2 separate regions of the Mus musculus genome follow, and region 2 is linked to region 1. The links are chromatin loops, found by intact Hi-C in ENCODE. Cell type or tissue: left cerebral cortex. All regions are shown on one strand. Links, peaks and the distances in the headings refer to the core of each region. The heading gives the core; the rest is flanking DNA. Region 1 has its middle 110 kb from the start of D030045P18Rik. Region 2 overlaps Hace1 (HECT domain and ankyrin repeat containing, E3 ubiquitin protein ligase 1).

The links. Peaks named below come from ENCODE experiments on the same cell type or tissue, not always from the same donor. Only the 100,000 strongest peaks of a DNase experiment are listed, where the experiment ranks them.
Region 2: a loop joins it to region 1, with 9 times the contacts of the local background. A loop is called at or near these places in 26 of 42 quality-filtered maps.

What each region holds. Positions count from the first base shown.
Region 1 is chr10:45,912,083-45,923,320 of GRCm38, reverse strand. No RefSeq gene overlaps it. Among named protein-coding and RNA genes, the nearest start is that of D030045P18Rik, 110 kb to the right of the region's middle. In left cerebral cortex, for the core only: a CTCF peak has its summit at 6,177 (motif pointing right); a DNase peak (open chromatin) is centred at 6,199.
Region 2 is chr10:45,672,582-45,683,819 of GRCm38, reverse strand. It overlaps Hace1 (HECT domain and ankyrin repeat containing, E3 ubiquitin protein ligase 1), which reads right to left. Exons shown (of 24, transcript NM_172473.3): 16 at 11,184-11,238; 17 at 10,959-11,046; 18 at 7,290-7,439; 19 at 6,557-6,753. Among named protein-coding and RNA genes, the nearest start is that of Hace1, 100 kb to the right of the region's middle. In left cerebral cortex, for the core only: a CTCF peak has its summit at 6,838 (motif pointing left); DNase peaks (open chromatin) are centred at 6,575 and 6,808.

The DNA.
Region 1 (11,238 bases), core at 1,208-9,207:
ACATATATATAACATACCTTGATCACATGGTAGGGTCATGTCTAAAAGTATAGTAGAATATCATTAGAAACCATTTTATAGACTTCTTTTGCTGGTTATCTTTGGTTATATCCTAGGTGTCTGGGCTATCAAACCTCTGGTTCCTGGCTCTCCAGGCAGTCAAGGGTAGGCTACCTCTAGTAAATAGTTCTCAAGCTGGACTGGTCATCAGTTCGCTGCTCCACCAATTTCTGTGCAGTCTTTACAAAAGCACATCTTGCCAGCAGGACAAATTGTAGGTCCATGGTTTTGAGGCTGGGTTGGTGTCCCAATCCCTCCACTGGAAACCTTGACTGGTTATAGGCTCCGTATGCCCACTCACTAGACATAGGGTCACCCTCTTAGATTCCTGGCAGTTTCCATTGCACTGGTTTTCTTCCTCACCCCTCAAAGTGCCCCAAATCCCAGTTGTCTCTCCAAGTACTGTCTTCCTCCATCTTCCCTCATCCTAATTCCTCTTGTTCCTGTTGCCATCTGTCCCCAGGATTCTCTCAATATCTATTCTATTTTCCCTTCCCAGAGATATTCCTGCATTATACCTTGAGCCTTCATTGTTTCTTAGCCTTTCTAGGTCTATGGATTGTAACATGATTATCCTTAACTTTACAGCTGATATCCACTTATAAGTAAGTACATACCATGTTTGTCTGGGTCTGGGTTACCTCACTGGGGATGAATTTTTCTAGTCCCTTACATTTGCCTACAAATTTCATGATCTTATTTTTTAGTGGCTGAGTAAACATTCTACCATGTAAATATACCATACTTTCTTCAGTTAAGGAACATCTAGGTTGTTTCCAATTTCTGTCTATTACAAATAAAGCCACTATGAACATAGTTGAGCATGTACATTTGTAGTAGGACAGAGAATCCTTTGGGTTTGTGCCCAGGAATGGTATAGCTGAGTCTTAAGCAGATCAATTTCCAGTTTTCTGAGAAACCACTATATTGACTTCCAAAGTGGCTCTAAAAGTTTGCACTTCCATGAGCAGTGAAGGAGTGTTCCCCTTGCTCCACATCCTTGCTAGCATAAACTGTCACTTGTGGTTTTTATTTTAGCCTTTCTGACAGGTATAAGATGGACTCTCAGAGCCATTTTAATTTGCTGGCTATGGATATTGAACATTTCTCTAAGTGTCTGTTGACCATTTGAGATTCTTCTGTTGAGAATTGTTATGATATGTACACCTTTTTTAATTAAATAATTTGATTTATTGATGTCTAGTTTCTTGAATTCTTTATAAATTTTGAAAATTAGCCCTCTGTCAGATGTGGAGTTGGTCAAAATCTTTTCCCCTTCCATAGGCTGCCATTTGATCCTATTGATGCTGTCCTTTGCCTTACAGAAACTTTTCAGTTTCATGAGATACTATGAATTGTCACTCTCAATGCCTGAGCTATTGTTCTGTTCAGAACTTTTCTCCTGTGATAATGTGTTCAAGACTATTCCCCACTTTCTCTTCTATCAGATTAAGTATATCTGGTTTTGCCAGGCAGTGGTGCTACACACCTTTAATCCCAGCATTTGGGAGGCAGATGCAGGCAGATTTCTGAATTCCAGGCAAGTCTGGTCTACAGAGTGAGTTTCAGGACAGCCAGGACAACACAAAGAAACCCTGTCTTGAAAAACAAAACAAACAAACAAACAAAAAAGTACATCTGGCTTTATGTTGAGGTCTTTGAACCACTTGAACTTGGATTTGTGAAGGGTGATTAATATGGATCTATGTGCTTTCTTGTACATGCAGATATCCAGTTACACCAGCACCATTTATCAAGAATGCTTTCTTTGTTCCATTGTATAATTCTGTTTTCTTTATCAATAATCAAATATTCATAGGTATATAGATTTGCATCTGGGCCTTGATTTGATTCTATTGATCAACTTGGCTGTTTTTATGCCAATACCATGTGGTTTTTCTTACTATAGCTCTGTAGTAGAACTTAAAATTAGGGATGGTGATACCTCCAGAAGTCTTTTTATTATATAAGATTTTCACTATCCTGGGTTTTTGTTTTTCCATATGAAATTGAATATTATTTTTTCAAGGTCTGTAAGAATTATGCTGGAACTTTTATAGGAATTGTTTTGATTCTGTAGATTGCTTTTGATAAGTTGGCCATTTTTAGTATGTTAATACCAATCCATAAACATGGGAGACCTTCCATTCTCTGATATCTTCTTCAATTTCTTTCTTCAAAAGCTTAAAGTTCTTGTCATACAAAAACTTTCATTTTCTAACTTTCGTGGTTAAAGTTACCCCAAAATATTTTATATTATTTGAGGCTATTGAAAAGGGTGTTGTTTCTCTGATTTCTTTCTCAGCCCATATGTTGTTTGTATGTAGAAGGTCTACTGATTACTTTGTAGTTAATCTTGTGCCCAGCCACTTCACTGAAGGTGTTTATCAGCTGTAGGAGTTTCCTGGTAGATTTTTGGGTTTGATTGTTATGGTGATTTGAATAGTATGACCCCCCCCTCATAGACTCCAGGACCCATAGGCAGCAGCACTCCAGCCACATAATTAGCAGATGATGGCCTTGTTGGGCATCAATGGGAGAAGAGGCCCTTGGTCCTGTGAAGGCTTGATGCCAATATGTAGGGGAAATCAAGAGCAGGCAGGTGGGAGTGGGTGGGTAGGTAGGGGAACACCCTCATAGAAGCAGGGAAAATTCCAGGGCCAGGAAGAGGGAGTGGTTAGGTTGATGAGCAGGGGGAGGGGGAGTGGATATGGGGAGGGTGTTTTTCTGAGAGAAACCAGGAAATGGGATATTTGAAATATAAATAAAGAAAATATCCAATAAAAAAAGAGGTGTGACCTTGTTGGAGGAAGTATGTCACTATGAAAGTAGGTTTTGAGGTGTCGTGTGCTCGAGTTACACTCACTATGGCAAAGAACCTTCTGCTGCTGCCTTTGGATCAAGATGTAGAACTCTCAGCAACTTCTCCAGCACCATGCCTGCCTCCAAACTGCCATGTTTCCTGCCATAATAATAATTGACTAAACCTCTGAATGTGTAAGCCAGTCCCAAATAAAATGGCTTCTCTATAAGTCGTGGTCATATTGTCTCTTCATTGCAATAAAAACCATAACAAAGACAGCTATGAATACTGTCATACATCTGCAAATAATGGTACTTTGACTTCTTCCTTTCTGATTTGTACCCACTTGATCTCCTTTAGCCATCTTATTGCATTAGCTAAAACTTCAATTACAGTATTGAATAGATATGGTGAAAGTGGACAGCCTTGTCTTGTTCCTGATTTGGAAGGAATTGCTTTGAATTCCTCTTCATTTAATTTGGTGTTGGCTATCTACTCACTGTAATTATCTTTATATGTTTAGGTATGTCTCTTGTGTCTCTGATCTCCCCAAGACTTTTATCATGAAGAGGAATTGGATTTTGTCAAAGGCTAATTCAGCATCTAATAAGATGATTGTATATGTTGTCTTTTTTTCAACGTCTTTGAAAAAAAAAACAAGTTGGGTATGAATTACAACATACTCAAGTTCATGGAATACAATAAAGTGGTGCAGTGGGGAATGGTCACAGCAGTAAGTGCTGAAGAAACTGGAAAGATCTCAGACTAGTAACTTAACAGTGCACCCTAAAGCTCTAGAAGAGAAGAAGAAGAAGAAGAAGAAGAAGAAGAAGAAGAAGAAGAAGAAGAAGAAGAAGAAGAAGAAGAAGAAGAAGAAGAAGAAGAAGGAGGAGGAGGAGGAGGAGGAGGAGGAGGAGGAGGAGGAGGAAGAAGAAGAAGAAGAAGAAGAAGAAGAAGAAGAAGAAGAAGAAGAAGAAGAAGAAGAAGAAGAAGAAGAAGAAGAAGAAGAAGAAGAAAAAGAAAAAGAAAAAGAAAAAGAATAAGAAAAAAGAAGAAAAAGAAGACGAGGAGGAGGAGGAGGAGGAGGAGGAGGAGTGGAAGGCCGGAAATAATCACTGGGGACTAAAACCAATAAAATAGAAATAGAAAGAACAATACAAAAATCAATAAAACAGATGGTATATGGTGGGTTATATCAGCAGATTTTCTTTTTTTATTAGATATTTTCTTTATATACATTTCAAATGCTATACCAAAAGTTCCCTATCACCTCCCCACCACCCTGCTCTCCTACCCACCCACTCCCTCTTCTTGGCCCTGGCATTCCCCTGTACTGGGCATATAAAGTTTGTAATACAAAGGGGCCTCTCTTCCTACTGATGGCCGACTAGACCATCTTCTGCTACATATGCAGCTAGAGACACGAGCTCTGGGGGTACTGGTTAGTTCATATTGTTGTTCCACCTATAGGGTTGCAGACCCCTTCAGCTCCTTGGGTGATTTCTCTAATATCAGCAGATTTTCATATGTTGAACCATCCTTCATCTCTAGGATGAAGACTACTTTATTATGGTAGTAGGATCTTTTTAACATGTTCTTGGATTCAGTTTGTGAGTATTTTATAAAGTACTTTTGCTTCAATGTTTATGAGGGAATAGTCTATAATTCTCTTTCTTTGTTGAATCTTTGGATGATTTGTGCATCTGGGTGTGGGTGACTTTAACCTCATAAAATAAATTTGGCAATGTTTTTGTCTTGTAAAATAATTTGAGGAGTATTGACATTAGCTCTTCTTTGAAAGTCTAGTAAAATTTTACACTAAAACCATATGGCCCTGGGTTGTTGGTTTGTTGTTGTTGTTGTTGTTGTTGTTGGGAAGCTTTTAATGGCTATTTCCATTTCCCTGTGGTTTATAGGTTTATTTAAACTATTTATCTGATTCTGATTTAACTTTGGGAAGTGGTCCCTAACAAGAAAATTATCCATTTTTTAATTTTTTATTACATATTTTCCTCAATTACATTTCCAACGCTATCCCAAAAGTCCCCCATACCCTCCCCCCCACTTCCCTACCCACTCATTCCCATTTTTTTTTTTTTTTGGCCCTGGTGTTCCCCTGTACTGGGGCATATACAGTTTGCTTGTCCAATGGGTCTCTCTTTCCAGTGATGGCCGACTAGGCCATCTTTTGATACACATGCAGCTAGAGTCAAGAGCTCCGGGGTACTGGTTAGTTCATAATGTTCCACCTATAGGGTTGCAGATCCCTTTAGCTCCTTGGGTACTTTCTCTAGCTCCTCCATTGGGGGCCCTGTGATCCATCCAATAGCTGACTGTGAGCATCCACTTCTGTGTTTGCTAGGCCCCAGCATAGTCTCACAAGAGACAGCTATATCTGGGTTCTTTCGATAAAATCTTGCTAGTGTATGCAATGGTGTCAGCATTTGGAAGCTGATTATAGGGTGGATCCCTGGATATGGCAGTCTCTAGATGGTCCATCCTTTCATCTCAGCTCCAAACTTTGTCTCTGTAACTCCTTCCATGGGTGTTTTGTTCCCAATTCTAAGAAGGGGCATAGTGTCCACACTTCAGTCTTCATTCTTATTGAGTTTCATGTGTTTAGCAAATTGTATCTTATATCTTGGGTATCCTAGGTTTTGGGCTTTCTTACAATGTCTTCATTTATTGTTAAGTGATTTACCCTAGCTATGTGTTCTGAGTCCTGTTTTACTATAAAGAATTTTGCCTTATTATGATGATGAGGCTGACGGAAGCATATTTGGATCATAACTGATCACTGTGAAATGTCACCATCTTAACAGGGTGATGCGATAAGGGGAGGTACAAATGGTTCACGACTTCCCCCCCTCAGCTTTGTGTTTTCAAATATCCTATACTCAATCTCACTGGTTTTCTTGTTTGATCTTCCTACCAACAGCTTCTACTGCACTTTCAATTTTCTTTAGTATATTTTTTAGCTCAAGATTTTCTATTTGGTTTTGCTTAGGTTTCTTGGGTAAAGAATTGAATTGCTTCTCTGTGTTTTCTTAAAGCTCAGCCAATTTCATTTAAAAAGCTGTTTTGTGTTCTCCCAGAGGGCTCACCCATACTGCTGTCCAACCGATTGATTTCTCCACTTTGTTGTGATCATTATGTGAATTCATGATTTCCTGAAAATTCCTAATGCTTGTTAGTGAGTGATACCACCAGGGCATTAACAGATTCAGTGTTGGTATATTTACCCCAGTCTTATAATGTGACTCTGTGCCGTGCTTTCCAGAAAGCTTTCTCTGTGGTTGCAATCACTTTTATAATTTCACCACTAGATGGCGCCAAGAATACAGGTTTTTAAACTAGTCACTGTTTAAAAACAGTACAGGATGGCAATCTAAGACTAGCTTTGTCCCAAATCCTAATTGGTGTGCTGTTCAAAACTGTTTTAGACTTCTATTGCTGTAATAAAACACCACGACAAAGAGAAACTTGAAGAAGAAATTATTTAATGTATCTTAACAGCTTTCAGATCACATTCTTGCCCTGAAGGAAGTCAGAGAAAGAACTCAAGGCAGGAACCTGGAGGCAGGAACTGAAGCAGAGTCATGAAGGGAAGCTGCTTGCTGGCTTGCTCCTCATGGCTTGCTCAACCTGTTCTCTTATAGAACCCTGTCACCTACCCAAGGATGGCATCATATTCAGTGAGCTGGGTTCTACCAGATCAACCATTTATCAGGGGGGAAAAATGCACTACAGACTTGCCTATAGGCGAATCTGCTGGATTTTTTTATTATTATTATTCAGGATAGTTTGATAAATTTTCTGCTCCTTCAATTAATTCCTCCCAAATCCTCCACCACCTCCCTACGGAGCCAACTCTATGTTCTCCCCCCTTAAAAATGGAGCAAACCGAAACAAGAAATAGAAGCACATAGACAAATGGCAATCAAAATAAACAAGAAAAAGATCAATAAGACAGAAATAATGTCCAAACAAAGCAAAGTAAGACAAAAATGTACGAGATATCACTGAGGTCATTTTGTGTGGCCAACTACTACTAGACCACCTGAAGTGTGGTTAACAGACCCAGTGAGACTCCATTGAAAAAATAATAATTCTTCTTTGCCAATTGGGACCAATTGCTGACACCTGCTTGGTTCTAGGTGTGATCCTGTGTCCATTTTCCCTCTCAATAGTGAGACCCCGTCTGGATTGAACTTGTGTAGTCCTTGTGCATACGGTTATCGTCTGTGTGAGTTCATATGCGCATCAGTCTGGACAACAACGTCTCCTTGGAGTCATCCATTGCTTTTGATCCCTACAATCTTTCTGCCTGATCTTTCACATAGATTCCCGAGCCTTTACAAGACTTTGATGAAGACATCGAATGTAGGCGTGTTAGAAACACTGTCCAGTTATTGGTCTCTGTATGTGTAGTGGATTTGGCCTAATGCTTCTTATATTATGTTAACTTGGGTCCCCAAACTCGTTTGCATGAGCATCCACATGTCCACATGTAAGACACTGAGGTACCCTGTCCCCAGTTGATTCTGATTGGTAAATAAAGTTGCTGGCAACCAATGGCTGAGCAGGGCAGACAGAGGCAGGACTTTTAGGATTCCCGGGCTAGGGAGAGAGAGGAGGCAGAAGGAAAGAGATCTGCCATGCCAGGAGGAGAGGAAAGAAGCCACGCCTGAGAAGGTGCAGGGCAGAGAGCACAGCCGCCATGAAGAAACCAGGAAAGAGCAGCCCCAAGAGGGCTGCCTGACTGGGTCCAGGGCAGCAAAGATGTAATATAGGATTTAGGGAGTAATAACAAAGGAATATTAGAGGGAGGTGGATTAACCATGTGGAGGTTAGGAAGTTGTCCAGCCATTGCGCTGTTTAAGACATATCAAAATATAAAGGCTGTGTATGTGTGTGTTTCATTCAGGAACCCAGAACATTGGGTTGGGTAGCAAGAAACATGGCCGCCACTGGGATCCATTTAAAACTATTTAATTGAGTTCTACTACAGATGGTGTCCAATGTGCCTGTCAAGACCTAACTCTTAGAAATTAACTGGAGATTCCTGAATGGAATACACGTGCCCTCCCCTTAAGATTAGGAGGTGGGGAGAATTAGTTTCTTAGCAGAGCTGCACAGGTTTTGCCCAAGCAGCCTGGTTTCAGGACTAGAACAAAATACAAAATATGTGCCAAACTGATGCCCATAATTCTGAGGCTTATGGCGTGAGCTAGGACACGGCTATGTCTCCCAAGCTGACCCAGACAACATTTGGTGGCACTCTAGGGATCCAGCCTGAGGCTTTCTCAAGGGCTTCTAAGCCTCCTCAGAGAGCTTAAGACTCAGAGGTACTGGGAGCCCCTGCTGTGCAAGGAGGCAGGCCTCTCAGAGAGAGGGCAGAGAGCAAGGCTGCATGCCTCCTGCATTCATATAAGAAGAATAGAAATAAATAGACATTTAAGAAGTCAATGATATCATAAACAACTGGGTTCTTTGAACATGAGCTTCATGGAAATTCTGGAATTGTTTACCCTGACATATGATACACACTCTTAGCCTAAGAATAGGCTTATACAGTAAATAGAAGGGAATTTAATTGAAATTAAGTAGGAAAGGATATTAATTCAATTCATATAAAGAGATGTGATATAATTATATATATCTACAGAGATATTCATCTCCATAGAAGGGAGAAATAAATGAAAATTGCTTAATTGTTTTTAAGTATGCCTGGATGAATAAATAAATTTAAGTCTTTGATCTCAAATGTAGGAACAATGGCAGGAGACAGGGAGAGAGCCTGTATGAATGGATAATAATAATTGTTTAAGACTGCTTTAATTGGTTTGAGTTATTTTAACTATCAAAATGCAGGTAGTTATAAGTTTGATGATTGTGTTATTACAAATCCTCCATGAGAGAGGTCAAAATAAAGCAGGTCTAAAGAAAAAGGAGGCTGCTAAATTCAGTCAATCTATATTTTCCATAATTTTGTGTTGCTGGACCAAGGACATGCTATTTGGGAATGAGGCTCTGTATTTTTGTTAACAGGAGAGAACAAAAGATTTTGGAGCTCCTCCGAAGTAGATAGATAGATAGATAGATAGATAGATAGATAGATAGATAGATAGATAGATACATACATACATACATACATACATACATACATACATACATACATACGTCTTTAAAAGCATCAGAGATCCATAGAATGTGACATTTGACTAGGAGACAGCTCTGTTCCTGACAGTAACCCCATCCTACTTCAAAGAAGATATTGAGCATCACTACTACCATATGGAGTTGCTCCAATTGTGACAGGGTAGCCACTGAGCAAGAATTGGCCTAATTCATCTGCAGACAAAAATACTGTCCAGTAAAGGACACACGGTTACAGGATAGTTGACTGCTAAACTCTGCCAAGACAGGGTAAGCTACCCCTTCATAATTTCTGCTTCATTTAAGGTCTATAAGATGGTTCCAGGTTAGAAAGCTGAAGACAGTTGCTACAACATTATGAGGAGTATAGGGGATTTCCCAGGCAGTCAGCAAATTCTTTAAGTTTTGGAAGCTATATTTTTGTGCTTCCAACATAGTCAAGTAATATTTATTTTCTTCTTGGGTCTCTGATGGGACTGAAGACCAGTTACAGTCTCATAATCAAACTTAAGTTATTTAGCATTAAGGAAGATGATCTAGATTTGAAAGGATGGTTTTCAGATGATATTGCAAGTTAAAATCAAAACATAATTCAGGCATAGAATTGTACACTCTTTAAGTTAGGATAGATAATAGAGTACTTTATCTAAATTGCCAGATATGATGGATTGGATGTTATAAGTGTATCTCGTGCCTTGTAATTTACATAATTGTTATAATTATGTTCAATTTATATCTGAGAACAGAGCCTTCTTAACTGGACAAAAAGAGGGGTATAGAGTGAGTTTGGCCTAATGCTGCTTATGTTATGTTAATTTGTGTCCCCAAACGTGTTTGCATGAGAATCCACATATCCACACTTAAGACTGTGGGATCTTGCCCCCAGTTGGTTCTGATTGGTAAATAAATTTACCAGTTGTCAATGGCTGGTCAGGGCAGACAGAGGCAGGACTTTTAGGATTCCCGGACTAGAGAGAAAGAGAAAGGAGAAGGAAGGAGGAGATCTGCCATGCCATGTAGGAGCCAGGAAAGAGCAGCCCCAAGAGGGCTGCCTGACTGGGTCCAGGGCAGCAAAGATGGAATACAGGGTTTAGGGAGTAGTAATTCAGGAATATTAGAGGAAGGTGCATTGACCATGTGGAGGATAGGAAATGGCCCAACCTTTGAACTGTTTAAGGCATATCAAAATATAAATGCTGTGTGTGTATGTCTTTCATTCAGGAATCTAGAACATTGGGGCTGATCGCGAGGAGCGCTGCCACCACCATAATCATCAATTTAAGTATTTAATTGGGTACTGCTGCATGTGTTAGTTTGTATCTACCATGAGAATAAACTAATCTGATAAAGGTTAATCAAGGCACTCATGAGCACAACAGGAGCCAACTTTATTAGTATGCTCCTTTGGCAGAATAGTAGTATTAGTTTTTCCCTTAGGCCTGGTTCCTGGCCACTTTAGCATCGTCAAGTATGGGTTCCGTCTCATGTAACAGACCTTAAATCCAATCAGAGAATGGTGATTACTCCCATAACATTTGTGCCACTATTGCATCAATATATTTTACTGGTAGGTCACAGTGTTTGTAGCTGGATAATATTGGTATGAAGGTAATCACCTTTCTTCTCCAGTACCATGTAGAGTGCCTCTCAGTATCGCCAACACTGGTCATATGTGTGAAACTTCTTTTTAGATACCAGTTTGACTTCTCTGTGTTCACTGAGATATTTAAGTGTGTCTTTATCCATAATGCTTTGCCATCAAGTTGTGGAGAGTAACTTATAGGATAATCTTATGGGGACATTTTCTTTCAATTTAGAGTCCCTTTCCCAAATGACTCTAGCTTGTATCAACTTGACATAAAAAGCTATCCAACACAAGAGTGATCCAAGGCAGTAATCTAAACTGGACAGCTGGTATAATCTACTTAGGCTGTCTTGTTTTTTATGTGTGTGTGGTTTCAAGTTGGATCACTTTGCACTGGACAACCAAAAAGGGGCCTCATTTCTGAGAGAGACTAATTCTCCTTTTTCAAGAAGTCAATAGTTGACTGGGTTTTGTGTAGGTGTGGGTCCCCATGAAAATTTCTCCCTTCCATGTTAGCCTGTTGATATATTCTTCCAGTCTTGTTTAAGCAACCAGTTCTAGGAGGCTACATCATAGCAGATTTCCTATTATTGTGGCTCTTACAGTCTTTACTCCCCATCTTCCATAATGT
Region 2 (11,238 bases), core at 1,810-9,809, 240 kb after region 1:
ACTACTGTTTGAAACCATATCAAATTAGAAAGCATTCACGCTATGGAAGTAGTAGCTCAGTGGGTAACAGGGTTTGCTGTGCAAATATGAGGACCTGATCCCAGCACACTAATGAAAAGCTGGCCCTGTAACCAAAAAGGATCACTAGGGCCAGCTCCTGTTCAGTAAGAGATGCTGTCTCCAGGGACTAAGGCTCCCATGCACACATACCCTACACTATGCATGTACATAGACAATATCCATACATACATACACATGTACACAAGAAAAATCTTAATGGGAGACATGAAACTATTCTGCACTGCTCAATTGGACTCTGCCTACTTAGCTGGATTCCAGATATATCAGGAGAGCACTATCCCCACACATTCAGTGTTTAACTTGGTTCTCGTAGTTATACCATTCTTTCCTCACAGTTTCTTCTTTTCCTTCTACTATGATTTTCCACATTAATTTCAGTATCCAGACCATAATTACCAGATGCTAATTTGTAAATATCAGCTCCTTCATATGCCAATTTTCACACTAATGTCAAAAGTATTTGAGTATCAATTATTTTTCAGTAGAATAATAAAATTCTAGCATTACAAACTTTGAATTGCTTTGACAGAAACTGCATTAATAGAAAAACTCCAAACTGTTTTGAAATGTTTCCTTATCTCTTTATAAGAAGTAAAACTTCAAACAGAATAAATAGTAAAAATCAACATTTCTTGACAACTATTACTTCAAACACCCACTACTGCTGCACACTAACACTCCAGTTGGAGGTCATGAGCCTCCAATCTTTGCTTTGTGAATGCTAGTATCAATTTTAAGGCAAATGACTCCTTTAAGAAGTGTTATACCTTAAAGATTTTACATATCAGCCAAGTGTGACATCACACACCTGTAATGCTAACACAGAAAAAAGGGAAGGCAGGACTATCACGGTTAGTTGAAGACTAGCCTATTATACGCCAGAAAATTGATTTGAATGAGAATTGGCCTCGTAGGCTCTTATATTTTAATGTTTAGTCTGCAGTTGCTAAAACTATTTAGGACAAATTAAGAGGTATGGCCTGTTGGAGGAAGTATGTTACCAGGGATAGGCCTTGAGTTCCAAAAGCCCAAGCTATCCCCAGTACAGACAGACAGACAGACAGACACAGACACACAGAGGCACACACAAAGACAGACACACACACCAACTGCACATCACACTGCAAGCTCTAAGTTACTACTCTTGTACCTGCTTTCTGCCTGATGCCATCACCCTGCAATGATGCACAGACTCTAACCCTCTGAAATTAAAAGCAAGCCATCAATTAAAATGCTTTCTTTAATAAATTGCCTTGACCATGGAATCTCTTCACAGCAACAAAAAAGAAAAGACACTATCTCAAAAAAAAAAAAAAGATTATACTAATACTAATGATTGATCTATGTTATTAACAGCGATTCCCAATCCTAATCACAAAGGCTTAGACTTTGGTACCATTTTGCCAAAATTCTGTAAGCAACCAAATAACTAGTTAAATTGTTTTGAGGTCCTTATTACCACAGTATTCCAACCTTGGATAAGATTCACATTCCCAATGAATGGCCCCCTCAACATGAACATATTATCATTTAATGTATCACTTTGATCAAAAGACATAAATGCAAAATAATAAAATAAATATTTTGGAACTCTAAATAAAACTCATGTATGAGTGGAAGGGGCTACTAGAAGATGCTCACATTCCCAGAGCTGAAGAGCATAGAGCTGCATGAAAGGATCTGTCTACTTTGTCACATTACATGTATCTGAAAGGAGCGGTGGACCTACTCAGCAGGTGCAGTGTCCGTATTTAAGAGCTATGGTTAATGCCTGCAGGTTCTGTTGAAATGTCCTCACCCGTTTAGCAAAGACTCTGCTTCAGTCCTACTGAGTGTAGGCCTTCAGTATGAACTAAAGCAGTAACGTGATGCGAGGTGGACAAGCCTACAATTCAGAGGGCTCAGAGGGCAAAGGCACTTGCAGCACAAACCAGACATCCCTGAGAACCACACAGAGCGTAAGGAGAGAACCAACTCTGCAAAGCTGTCCTCTGACCTCCACAGACGCACCATGGAAGGTACACATTCCTACACACACATCACATAAGCAATAATAATGGTAAATTTAATTTTTTAAATCATTAAGCTCATATAGATTTAAAAATACAAGTAGTTTATTATTTTCATGTCTTTACTAATTTGACTTATAGATTAACAGGACTTGAGTCATTATATTTTTAAAAATTAAAGTTCTTCTTCAATATCATTCCTGTTGCACACAGGATGATGGCCACTGAACCAGAACTTAGGAGGCTTAGACTTTGGTACCAGTTTGCCATTCATTCCCCACCTACCCACCCACCAAGGAAACCAAATCGTCAATATATGGAAAAATCAGTGCCGCCCGGGTCAGTGACCAGGGTCACCAGACCAAATGGGAGGTCAGCCAGTATATGATGAGGGGCTGGAAAGTGGCTGTTCTGGGGTCAGGGAGAAGGGAAGATGTTGCTGAGGACTGCCCCCATCCCACACTATCAGGGTCCAAGGCTGTAGTCAGCAACGAATGCACAATGAAGTACATAGCACGGGTGGTGTCCAGGCCAGGGCCACAGAATAGGCATCAAGGCTGAAGAGCAGCCCTGGGAGCACACTGAGGATCACCCCCACCCACCTGTTACCACTGTAGGTCAAGAGGTGGAAGGTACTCAGTTCACTGCCTACAGTGGCCAGGTACAGGCCCAGAAGCAGGGCCACACCTCCCTTGACAGCCACATCAGAACCTTTTCTGAATGTCCAGAGTCATCCCAGCCAGCAGCACATACATGATGAAAGCCCTGGTGGGGCTGGGGTCTGTGGGCTCCATATCCCGGAGAGGTAAGCCATGGCTACGGCATTCACTTGCCCTAATGGCCAGCTGCCTTGAATTGTGGGTACGAGCACTACTGAAACAGCTGCTTCTCTCACCCGGCACTGACCAGAGTTACCCAATCGCCCACCATGTCCCAGAGTTGGCCGACTGCAGCCACCATGTTCATGGCATCACACTCTGATCACCATTCATTCTTTAGGCATCCATGTCTTGTATATAAATCCACATGGAAGATAAAAATAAGTACAACCTCAGCTCCCCATTCTATTACCTATAACTGAACATGATCTTTCTATGTAAGTAAAATACATAAAGCTTAAAGTTTTCAATTCATAATTATGTGAAACTAAGGACATACTTTTTAGACTACAATCCCCTCCAAAATCATTTTGAATGATTTTCACTTAGCAAAAACGTTAATAACAATTCTCTATCGTAGAATCCTGAAGACAATGAGTTTTAAAATGTGGCCATAATTGACAAATAAAGAGTTCAATGCAAGGAACTGGATACTTCCCTTCAAGTTATGGTCAAATATGCCCTTGAGATGTGTTTTCAATACAGGCTATGGTAATTGCTCTTGGTTTTACCTAAGGCCCGAGCTGAAGATGCTATACACATTGATCACAGGACACAGCGAAATCAAGTTTATGCTGACTCCCTCTTGCTGGTTAGCTTTTACAAAACTAGAAGGTGCTAAGTAGAAGGTGTTCCTGGGGGATAAGAGTCATTCAGTGTTTCTCAACTGTGAACCTTGCTGCAAACTGTAATAATACCAGCATGACAAGATCTGCTCACAGGTGCAATACTAGGACAGATGTCATGGGGGCAACCAACCAGTTTCTGCTTGCAATTAATGTCCACTCCACAGAAGGAAACACACGCCTGGTTTCTGTAAATCTGGCAGAGTCCATCACTGGGGAGCTCACAGGCCCCACGAATGAACCTATTACATTATTTTGCGAAATGGGTACAGTATCAAACTTCCCTCTAACTTCCACATCACTCTCTACCCATAGACTAGTGCAGCTCTGACGCCTCATCAGAGAAGTCTTTGTTCAGGGGCTGGTGTTTAACATGGAACTTCATAATGGTGAAGGTGCTCAGCTAGTGGAAGTGGAGTGCTCAGCCATAAAATGGGACATCTACATCACACCCCTTCCTAAGGTGCAGAATCACAGGAGGCAGAAAGATTGTAAGAGCCATAGGGCAGGTATAATCAAATCGAACCCATTTCCTAAGGATATGACAGGACCACTATACTCATGAATTCACAGCAGTTGTATCTGCCTGCAGAAGACCTATATAAGACCAAGCCAACCAATGTTCTAATACAGATGAAAATGGGCTTATGAGCCACCACCCAACTGAGGAGCTATTGTAGCTTGATGGCTTTGGGGGCTGGGAGTGAGGTGGGAGCAATCAGTCTTCTGTAAGGATACGGCTCCTGATGGGTGGGCCGCACTCCACTAGATGGCCCTACACCCTGAAGTAAAGGACTAAATAGATGGCAAAATTGATCTCAGTGAACTATTTAAAAAACAAGAGGGGGCAAAAACCTGAGGATCTGGAAGGAATAGAGTGAGAAAATATGATCAAAATATGCCACATGAAATTCTCGAAGAATAAAGGTACTTTTTAAAAATGTGACCATGTCTTTGAGCCTTTTACAAATATTACACATTTTAATAAATCTATAGTCTGTAACATTTTTAATATGTACAGCAATGTAAAATATTAAATGTCATTGATTTTTAAGTCAACTTTAAAACAAATACCACAAATATATAACATAATAATAAAAACAAATCATATATGTGTGTATTATATACATAGGAAATCAAGAGGTAGGATTTACTGGAACATAAAAGCACATACAAAGTTTTAACACTGAGATTTCTTTTCTGTGTTAAGACTCTCTAACCTGGTGCGGAGAAGCTGATTCAGGGAGTAACGTGTTTGATACATCAGCTTCAGATCTCTGGAACCCACGTGAAGGGCAAGAACAGAGGTGTGCCTCTGTAACCCCAGCCTTTGAGGTGACACACATAGATGACTCCCCGGGAATCACTGGCCAGGCAGTGTAGAACAAAATGATGTTCATGAGAGATACTGCCTGCCTCTCATGGAAAAATAAGGCAGAACAAGCAAAACCAGGATTGAGTCAATGACTCAAGAGACACAGGAAGGATCTCGTTGAAGATCTCCCCTGTGTCACTGCGGGCCTGTCTGTAGGTGTCTGTAAATATGAGTGAGTAAATGCCCCTCCACAGAGCTTTGCACTTACTTCACACATTCCCTGGCCACTCACTCTCTCACTTAGCAAGGTATTCTAGAAAGCATGTCACACAGCAACTGCAGTATGTAACCTGCTTCTCAGACCACACCCACTTCTGTGGAGAACTTTTACATACACCTGCACCTATACACGTGTCCCCAGAGGATAAGTTTCTAAGACAACTGTCACACTAAAGTATGTAGTTACACTAAGTGTCAATAAATACTGCTAAAATGCCCCTACCCATAAAGGTCAAGAAACAACTGAGAAAAATAACCCATTGCCAATACCTGGCTTCCATGTGCATCCACACTGGAGACACGCCTACTCACATACATGCAGATATCACATACATACAAATAAAAAAATTTTGAATAACTTTTTTTTAATTAGGTATTTTCCTCATTTACATTTCCAATGCTATCCCAAAAGTCCCCCATACCCTCCCCCCTACTCCCCTATCCACCCACTCCCACTTTTTGGCTCTAGCGTTCCCCTGTACTGGGGCATATAAAGTTTGCAAGTCCAATGGGCCTCTCTTTCCAGTGATGGCCGGCTAGGCTATCTTTTGATACATATGCAGCTAGAGACAAGAGCTCCGGGGTACTGGTTAGTTCATAATGTTGTTCCACCTATAGGGTTGCAGATCCCTTTAGCTCCTTGGGTAATTTCTCTAGCTCCTCCATTGGGGGGGCCCGTGATCCATCCAATAGCTGACTGTGAGCATCCACTTCTGTGTTTGCTAGGCCCCGGCCTAGTCTCACAAGAGACAGCTATATCTGGGTCCTTTCAGCAAACGCTTGCTAGTGTATACAATGGTGTCAGCGTTTGGAGGCTAATTATGGGATGGATCCCTGGATATGGCAGTCTCTAGATGGTCCATCCTTTCGTCTCAGCTCCAAAATTTGTCTCTGTAACTCCTTTCATGGGTGTTTTGTTCCCAATTCTAAGAAGGGGCAAAGTGTCCACACTTTGGTCTTCATTCTTCTTGAGTTTCATGTGTTTTGCAAATGGTAACTTATATCTTGGGTATCCTAAGTTTCTGGTGAATATCTAACTTTTAAACTATACAATACTGAGTAACTAAGTGATGATAACACCATCACTTAGTATACATTTCCAATCAACTTTTTCAAAATGCAAATGCTTAACTAATACAATCAGCTAAACAGTAGTCTAAATTATGTAAATAACCAACACATCATAGTACTAAACTAAAATGATTCTTTCTAACTCAAGTCTTAAATATGCTAGTTTGCTTAACTTAAGTACTTTCATCTACTTGCAAATGACAAAGTAAGTTTTTCTAGCAAATGCTGGAATAATTTAGAGAAACTGGCATCAGGGCCATTATGAAGAATGACTAAGGCAAAAATCTGGATACTTACTTTGTTATTTTGTGTCACAAGAATACTTCCACCCCCAGGCTTTAAAGGCACCTCTTCCATAGCTCCAAATACATCAGTCTCAACAGAAAAAGTCAATTCTAGACCCAAGTCACTAATATCATTATCTAAAATCCATTGCAAATTTTTGGCATATTCAGGATCAATAGATGCTACATCTTGGTAATTTACAGGAATACCTAAAAAGAAAATTGAAAAGACAGCAGTTACAATATAGGCACTTCTGACTTCCCTTTACTGATTTAATGGTGAAATGCTGCCCTCTACAGATACTCTGAAAAACCACAAAATATAATCAAATTTGCAGCATGTTTAAAATGGATGCTAATTTCTAAATTTAGAAGTCCATTAAATTAAGCTGCTGTTCCTTCTTCATCTTTACAATGCTGTCTTTCTTTGAAACAGCTATTTAGGAAGCTGTTATAAGCTTCAGAATTGCCAATTACTTTAGGTATATGCATAAAAAAATGGATGCTTTGTATAAACACATACACACTAAAATGGAAATGCAAAAAAAAAAAAGTGATTTTAAAAAAAGGTAGAGCATTTTTCTCTCCCTCTAGCCCCCAGATACTTTAGGAACACAGATGGTCTCTTATCAGAGCAGTAATTATTTCAACAGAAATGGCAAAACTGGCACTTATCCAATCCATTCTCTCTAAAAGCTGCAAGGAAAGCAATGTAAATGTCTTCAGAAGTGAGGGTACATCCATACCGAGAATGTGCTTGTAGAATGATCGTGTGAAGTAAATATTGACCAGCTGCCTGTGGTTCAAAGCTAACCCCAAGATCTGTCCAGCAAACCGGAAATAGTTCAAGTGATCAGGATTGACATAGGAGTTGCTGTTGGGCTGGAAAGTTGTTCCTATTGAAATAAATAGAGGACAGTAAGATCTATATGCAGAAAAGAACATTCCAATGCAGGTAACTTTATTCACATGTAACTCACTCAGCATGGCTATGGTTACATTATGCAGACTACAGCATGCAGTTCTTTGCATAATCTACAGAAAGACAGTAGAATTGGAAGTATAAAAGATGATCATCAGTTCACACTTGAGAGGAAGTCATAAAATACTTCTGACTGACACCAAAGAGTCCCTGGTAAACACAATAAAAGATCATACACATATGCAAACATTTTTCTAGGAACTGTGGCAGTAACTACTCAGCTATAAATCTGACAGACACTGCTTCATTCATCTGTACATGCCCAGTACTCACTAGATGTTGCATATTAAGATACACAAACTATGAAAAGAACCATTCTTAAGTAATTTGATTACTGAATGTGATGCCTATTAATACCAATTAATGACTGGGAACTCTGCCCACCTAACTCATCCTACTCTCAAAAGGCAAATAATCAAGTTTAAACAACTACCAATGATGTGAAAGTGACAACAGCAACCATATGATCACTCAAACCTATGTAGTAGCGTGATACAGTCCATCTTTATGAACTATATGGAATAGACAAATTTAGAATAGAGGCGCAATAAATTAGTGGTAGAGGAAGCTGAATCTAAGGTACAGAGTTTCTCCTCAGGCTGGTGGGACAGCCCCAGAATTAGACTTGGTGATGACTGCAGAGCATAGCAAAAGGACTTAATGCTAACAAACGATCTACTTTCAAATGTCTTCAGTGGTGAATTTTATATTTTACCAAAGAAGAAGAGGAGGAGGAGGAGAAAGACAAAATGACACACTAACTTCCAAAAGACCTAGCAAAATAGTGAAATCTAAAGCCACACCTTGACTTTAACTCCCCTTCAATACTTTTTCTGGCCATTGACGTGAATTACAAATTCATTTGTTCATAGAGCAGAATATACATTGAGTTTGTGCTTTACACTACTATTTGAAAAACAAGGCTTAAACAAAGACAAACTGATAAAATTAATGAAACAGCACCAAAGAAAACTGGGCAGGTATTAGAAAATGAGTGTCTAGACACCTTGAATACTTGCTGTTTCATAGGCTTTTGATTTGCTAGTGCAAGGCTGGATTAAACTGCTGTTTACTTAGGTTCGAAGGAACAGATTTGGAAACTTGTTTGTGACTGAATGATGAATAGACATGTGAAACACACCAGTCACTCTAAATTGCCTCTCGTAATGATTTCCTATCGCAAGGCAAGAGGAGATGTTGACAGCCAAAAAAGACTTCAAAGACAAACATAACCATAACTCCAAAAGATAGTATGAGTATAGCCATACTTTTACCTACGTATGTGATAATACTTGGACTATAGATGAACCAGCAAAGATTTTGGTGACTCTACTTTCTTCTCCCAGTTCTGTATATTCCTCCACTATCTACTGAGTTCCTGAGAATGCTGGTTCTTAAAAAGAATAGATTTAAAAAAATTAAAACTAGCACATAGGCAAAATTCTTCAGCAAAGTAATTTTATTCAAAAACTACTTAGAACAATAAAAATGTATGTGGACCCAGCTAGCTTAAGTTCTAGTATTAAAAACCATTTAACTGGGTCTGGAGCGATGTGCAGTGGTAAGGTGAACTTCCTGCTTTGCCAGCTGATCAGAGTTCAGTTTCCAGCACTCATGTCTGCTAACTCCAGCTTCCAGGGAGTGCCTTTGTCCTCCATAATCATCTCCACTCGCATGAATATACCCACATACATAAACATAATTAATAATTTTTAACAATGTAAAAAATTTAAAAACTGGTTATTTTTCAAGTAAAATATGTTTATTAAAAATGTTTTCAAGAAATAGTGAACATCATTTCAGGAGGGAAACCCTACTACATTGGAAAATATTCTGAAAATAAAAGTAAGAACATCTAAAATTTACTTCACATTTTCCATGTGCCAGGGGCTGCGCTGTGTTCATGTATCAACTAACGAAATTCTTATTCTAAATCACAGATTATCATCATTATTAAATGAGAAATCTGAAGCTCAAAAAGGTTAAGTTCCTGTCCCAATATTCACAGAAAGGAAAGTCCAGAGCCAGGATTCACACCTGCCATCACTGCAAAAGCCAAACTCTTAACCACTAAACTACATTGTATATTGATCTTAATCTGACAAGAAAATAATCTTGCAATACTATAAAATATTGGGTTTATCTAACATTCCCCACATCATGAATTCTTAAATCCTGAATTTAATCCCTTCAGGACAATCAAGCCTACAACGGGGACTATTTCCCTGAGTTTTAAGTTACTAATACTATGATGACCCCCTGCCCCGCCACCGCCAAGAAAACTCACATCAACTACAGAAATAACAAATCAAAACCTTAGTGTGTGAGTCCACACACAGCTGTCACCCTCACCATTAGGAAGTACACCTAAGGACTCCACATATGCAACTAAACTGACTCAGAATAAGGAACTATAAAGAAAAGAAGACTAAAATACACTGGATCTAGCTTTAAAAAATTATGTCTATGTAATTAAGCTTGGTATTTTATTAAGCTTGTCATAAAAATCACAAACACCAAATTTGCCTCACAGAAAATGATCAAAGGTTGAACCAGGCAGTCCCACATCCCCGAGTAACTTTAATTACTGCAGGTGTGCCAGAGACACTGCGCACAGTTGCACACCCACAGCCTGTGCCTCCCCACTCGTGCCTCCCTTCACCCTCCTTACACAGGCATGTGCTGCTCATTAGTTGCAGCCGTCAACAGTTGTAATTAGAAAGATAATCTCTTCTTTCAAACACTGGGGAAATAGTATTTTTCAGCCCCACCTTCACTTCAAATATGTGTTATTAAGTTAGATAATTCTCAAAAACACCTCCCAAAATGAGTTGTAACCACTAGTATTTAGTTTACAATATCAAATCCTATCTTTATATAGTCTGTAAGAACCATTTCCACAAGGGTCCATCAGCTTTCAGGGCTATGTACAAGCTTCTCAGTTCCCCGAGTCTGATCTCCTAAAAGGACTAAAAATAAAGCCAGTAAGAAGGACATCACAATTGATAGACTTTGATTTTCATGATAGACTTTGATTTTCATGATTTTACAACAGAAATGCAAATAGGGTTAGCAAAATTCTGTTTCCAAATAAAGATGTATTTAAAGTCCATCTACTACCATTTTATAAAAGAAAATGTTAAAGAAAAATAATAGTACAGGAGGGCAGTCAAAGACAGAAACAAACAATCCTGAAAGTGAATAGATATTAAGGTTCTCAAGAGAACTTTTGAGGCCCTGAGACAAGCATTTGAAAACCGAATGATCAGAAGAAAGCTATGTGAATGAGTACCACACTCTGACTTCAGTTTTCTCCTGTGACAAGGGAACACCCACCTAGACATCAGGGCTATTCAAAGAAACAAAGATCAAATTCTCTGCTACAGTTTGAGGACTCTGACAGCCACAGACAAGCTCCAGCCGACACACTCACCGTCTGCTGACTGGGTGAACAGTGCATAGTCAGGGTTGACGATCTCATTAGACAGAATATCAAACCATTCACGCACAACGCCTTGACCCTGAATTGAAGAAAACCAAATTTAGCAACAATAGAAATAAACGATATTTAGTCTTTTTATTTTAAATAATAACAAAATTTAAGTGATACTCTCAGGTAAGCATTCAACTTTTAAAGTGAGTTATAGTTTATACCCACCATGCCTTCTTCTCCATGAAATCGTACAGCAATCCCCTGCTTTAGCTTTGCACAG